Regions from separate parts of the Homo sapiens genome. Here region 2 is linked to region 1. Evidence: chromatin loops called from intact Hi-C (ENCODE). Cell type or tissue: breast epithelium. All regions are shown on one strand.

What was found. Peaks named below come from ENCODE experiments on the same cell type or tissue, not always from the same donor. Only the 100,000 strongest peaks of a DNase experiment are listed, where the experiment ranks them.
Region 2: a loop joins it to region 1, with 14 times the contacts of the local background. A loop is called at or near these places in 1 of 110 quality-filtered maps.

Annotation. Positions count from the first base shown.
Region 1 is chr12:119,114,081-119,116,580 of GRCh38, forward strand. It overlaps SRRM4 (serine/arginine repetitive matrix 4), which reads left to right. Exons shown (of 13, transcript NM_194286.4): 3 at 198-284. The region is part of intron 2 of LOC105370021 (a long non-coding RNA gene); the gene reads right to left. Among named protein-coding and RNA genes, the nearest start is that of SRRM4-AS1, 63 kb to the left of the region's middle. In breast epithelium, a CTCF peak has its summit at 1,394 (motif pointing right); no DNase peak of the experiment used is centred here.
Region 2 is chr12:118,270,674-118,273,173 of GRCh38, forward strand. The region is part of intron 1 of TAOK3 (TAO kinase 3); the gene reads right to left. Among named protein-coding and RNA genes, the nearest start is that of TAOK3, 100 kb to the right of the region's middle. In breast epithelium, no CTCF peak of the experiment used is centred here; a DNase peak (open chromatin) is centred at 1,298; H3K27ac peaks cover 1,707 bases.

The sequences.
Region 1 (2,500 bases):
CTCATTAACTCGGCATTAAGTCCTTATTTAGGTACTTAGTCTGAAGTGTGACCCAATCAGCCATGAGGTGGTAATGAGGCACTGGCTATAGGTCCTTGATCATCCAAGGACCTGGGTCCTTCCCTGGCTGCACCAGCTCTGGTTGGGGAGTTGGGGAACCATGAGTTATCTAATGCTCCTCTCTTTGCTCCTCACAGTGCCTCTCATGACAAAGACTTGACACCACCACCTTCCTCCAGGGGAAAGAAGAAAAAGAAGAAATCCACTCGGAAGAAGAGAAGGAGGTAAGAGCACCAAGAGGGAGATAAAACCTGTAAGATGCAGGCAGGGACAAAATATGGGTTTCAAAGTCAGACAGTGGCTCCCTCTTGGGTTCAAATCCCCTCTCTGATGCTTAACTAGCTGTGTGACCTTGGGCAAGTCACTTTACATCTCTGTTCCTGTTTTTATTATACTTCTCCAAAATGGTGATAATATCTACCTTTTGAGATTTCATGAAAATTACATGAAAAATTAATGTGGAAGCGGCTGTCACAGTACCTGGCACATGGTAAATGACTAATTAATAGGAAGCATAGTCTTTTTTTTTTTTTTTTTTTTTTGAGACGGAGTCTCGCTCTGTCACCCAGGCTGGAGTGCACTGGCATGATCTCGGCTCCCTGCAATCTCCGCCTCCCAGGTTCACTCCATTCTCCTGCCTCAGCCTCCCGAGTAGCTGTGACTACAGGCGCCCGCCACCACGCCAGGCTAATTTTTTGTATTTTTAGTAGAGACAGAATTTCACTGTGTTAGCCAGGATGGTCTCCATCTCCTGACCTTGTGATCCGCCTGCCTCGGCCTTCCAAAGTGCTGGGGTTACAAGCGTGAACCACCGCGCCTGGCCGGAAGCATAGTCTTTAGCATGAATATTGAATTATTTTTTGAGAGCTTACTAGATGCAGAGGACTAGACTAGGCACCGTGGTCTTCATTATCTCTTTTATCCCTGACCATTGTCTACCAGGAAAGCATTATTATTCCCATTTTAGAGATGAGAAAATAAAGGCTCACAGAGGTGGTGACAGGATCTACAGGGGCTTGACGCCAGGTTCTCAGTTGGTTCTACGACGCCCACCTAACTAGTTCAATATCTAGGATAATAGGTGGGTGTTGGAGGGGAGGGGTGCTGTTTGTTTGTTTGCCAGCTATTGACTCTTTGGTATCCTATGCATTTTTTCTACGTCCAATTCCTTTAAAATTTTTTTATATTTAAAATGATTTCCAGATTTGCTTGTAGGCTGCCACTAACTAGACTGAAAGCATCTCTAGTGTGCCAACTCCAGAGGGGCAGGCTTAAATTAACCCTTAAGGCTGCCAACTGAGAATCACAGCAAACTTCTGAGGCAGTATTTATAGAAACCTGTAGGGGGCAGCAGAGAGCAGCATCTGATGACTTGGGCTTCAACTCCAGGTTTTCTGGAACCTTGTTTCACAGACACCCCTTAGCCTCATTCTAAAAGGACAGGCTCAAAGAGGAGCCAGGGGGAAATATGGATGAAGACTCTGAGTCCTAGCCATTGTAGGGTAGGAGATGAAATTGAGGCAAGTGCTTTGGATTTCCTAATTTGAGGGGTGGGCCAGAGAATACTCTAAAAAAGGAAACCTCAGATATTAAGATTCACTAATTGACTCGTTCATCCAGTGAATATTCACTGAGCATGTGTCTGGGGACAAATGTTATGATTCCTTGAAGGCTGAATTGTTTCTCAGCCATTCCCTTCTGCAGACATGTTTTGTTTGACCTGCAAAGTGATTTGATTTTTTTTTTAATTGGTGGTCAACATTTCCAAATCGGGAGATTTCATATGAAAATGTGGAGTTTTGGAGGCTCCTTTAGAAAAGGCAGGTGCTGTAGAAGCCCAGACCTGAATTCCTACACAGGATCTTCGGCTAATCTGAGAAGCAGACTCCCCTCCAGCCAGAACCTCTCTGGTTCCCCCACAGTCCCCACTACTCCCTACTGTCTTCCACCCAGCCTGCTTCATCCATTCATGTTACCTGAGAGGGCCCTGTTAGCATTGAATTTGTAACCTCTCATCTGTTTCAACCCTGGTCTTTTGTCAGCGGGGAAATAAGAGACTTAGAGATGAGCCTTGACATGCCCAAGGTGGCTCTGTGAGTTGGTAGTAGTCAAGATTGGAACTTAGGTCACCTGAGCCTCAGTCTTGAGTCATCACCATGGACTCAGAGTAGCTCTGTTGCTCAGGTAACACTTTGATGGCACTATCCGTGCAGCCGCAGCCTGGCAAGATATCCTTCAGGGGCTCAGTCTTACCAGGGAGACAAAGGATGGGGCAAAGGAGAAACCCTGAGACTTTGAGAGGAGGGTTGCAGCTTGAAGGGAGAACAGCAGACAGAAGGAAGCCTTTCCAGCTTGACCAGGCAGGCAGCTGTGAGGTGCTATGGTGACTGAGAGCAAAAACCAGTGGGATCCCAGCTCATCTACTTCCTAGCTGTGTGTC
Region 2 (2,500 bases), 840 kb before region 1:
TTTTTTTTTTTTTTTTTTGAGACAAAGTCTTGCTCTGTCTCCCACGCTGGAGCGCAGTGGCGCCGATCTCGGTTCACTGCAAGCTCCGCCTCCCGGGTTCACGCCATTCTCCTGTCTCAGCCTCCCCAGTAGCTGGGACTACAGGCGCCCGCCACCACGCCCAGCTAATTTTTTTTTGTATTTTTAGTAGAGATGGGGTTTCACCATGTTAGCCAGGATGATCTCGATCTTCTGACCTCGTGATCCGCCCGCCTCAGCCTCCCAAAGTGCTGGGATTACAGGTGTGAGCCACCACGCCCGGCTAAATGTCACTTCTATAAAACCTACTATTTTCTCCCTTTGCATCAGTTTTCAACACACATAGTTAGTATTCTAAAACTGGATGGCAAGTGCTTCTTCAGAGAAGGGTAATTGTCTAAGTCCACATTTGGATTAATCATTGTAACCCCTGATATTTTAAAAAATAAAAACAGTGTTATTGAGATATAATTCACCTATCATACACTCTGCCCATTTAAAGTGTACAATTCAATGGTTTTTAGTATATTTAGTATTTAGCATTTTAGATATGTACAACCGTTACCAACCACAGTTATTTTTAGAACATTTTCATCACCATACATACACACACAAAACCATACCCTTTAGCTATTACCCCAGCCTCGCCCCACCCCATTCCCTCCATTCCTAAGAAATTTACTAACATACTTTCCATCTTTATAGATTTCCTTGTTCTGGGAATTTCATATAAACGGAATCATACAATATGTGGTCTTTCATGACTGGCATTTTTCACTCAGCATGTTTTCAAATCCAATGCATAGCATGAATCAGTATTTCTTTTTATTGCCAAATAATATTCCATTATATGGATATGTCACATTTTATCCATTTATCAGGTGATGGACATTTGGACTGCTTTAACTTTTGGCCATTATGGATAGTGCTACTAGAATTATTCATGTATAAGTTTTTAGGCGGATATATGTTTTCATTTTTCTTGAGCATATGCCTATGAGTGGAAATGCTGGGCCCTACGGCTTCTTTAAGTAGCAGATATTCCATAAAAATCTGATGAAATCACCTTCCCTGTTCCATTTCAATCTTATAATTAAAATGACCATTCAAATTAATCCTTTCCCCAAAAGATAAACAAGAATATTTTTTCTTCTAAGAGGATAAGATGAAATAACAGGCATAAAATAAGTTTTTCCCTCTTCCTTAACCTCCTGCAACCTCAGGTATTACATTTATAGTGAGAATGTAGAACTGCGCCAAGAATGTAGTATTTCAGGTTTTAGGCCCTTGGGCCAAATAAACAATCCAACTAGCACGGAGTAGAAGATTTCATCAGAGATGTGCAATTGAAATAATTTTCTTCGCAAACACTTCTTTATTCTAAGAAATGGAAACCTTCTAACAATGGTAATCAAGTAAATTATTTCTCACAAGACATTCTAACTTACTATAAGAAAGAACACTGGTGGCGCATGCCTGTAATCCCAGCTACTTGGGAGGCTGAGGCATGAGAATCACTTAAGCCCAGGAGGCAGAGGTTGCAGTGAGCCGAGTTACACCACTGCACTCCAGCCTGGGTGACAGAGCAAGACTCCATCTCAAAAAAAAAAAAAAAAAGAAAGAAAGAAAGAAAGAAAGAACACTTGATAGAGAGTAGAAATATATATTTTTAAAATAATTTTCCCTTTCCCAGAAACTTCAAGAAAGATGATTCATTGAAGATCTTAGTTGTGTTTCAATGTTTTTTTCAACAATAATGTTCTTCTCAACAATGTTTTTCTCTGGCAGCACTATCCTGGAGCCAGTGAATTCGAAAACTCCACAATATTTCAGTATTAATAAAGTAAATAAGAATTAGAATGTTTCATACTGGAAAGAATTTTAAAGATACACCATTTCAACTCCTTTTTTTCTTTTTATACTCAATCTCAGAAAAGTTAAGCATCACATCACACCTCTGTGGCAGCATTATCCCCAAATTAAAATCCCAGACTTCTGGCCAGGTGCAGTGGCTCATGCCTGTAATCCTAGCACTTTGGGAGACCGAGGTGGGAGGGTTGCTTGAGTCCAGGAGTTTGAGAACAGCCTGGGTAACACAGTGAGACCCCCGTCTCTATGAAATAAAATACAAAAAAATTAGCTGGGCATGGTAGCACGTGCCTGTAGTCCCAGCTACTTGGGGCTTGAGGTGGGAGGATTGCTTGAGCCCAGGAAGCTGAGGCTATAGTGAGCCGAGATTGTGCCACTGCACTCCAACCTAGGTGACAAAGTAAGAACTTGTCTGGAAAAAAAAAAATCCAGGACTTCTGATTTTCCATTACAGAAATTTATTCTCCTGAACCATGCTGCCCTAAGTCATACTTTACTATTTTGGAGGGTAATCAAGAAAATTTTAAATTTAATGTAAGATTGAACTTCTGTTACTATTCCTCCCAAGGATCTCAGGACATTTAAAGATATGGTGCTAGATTCAGTTCTTACG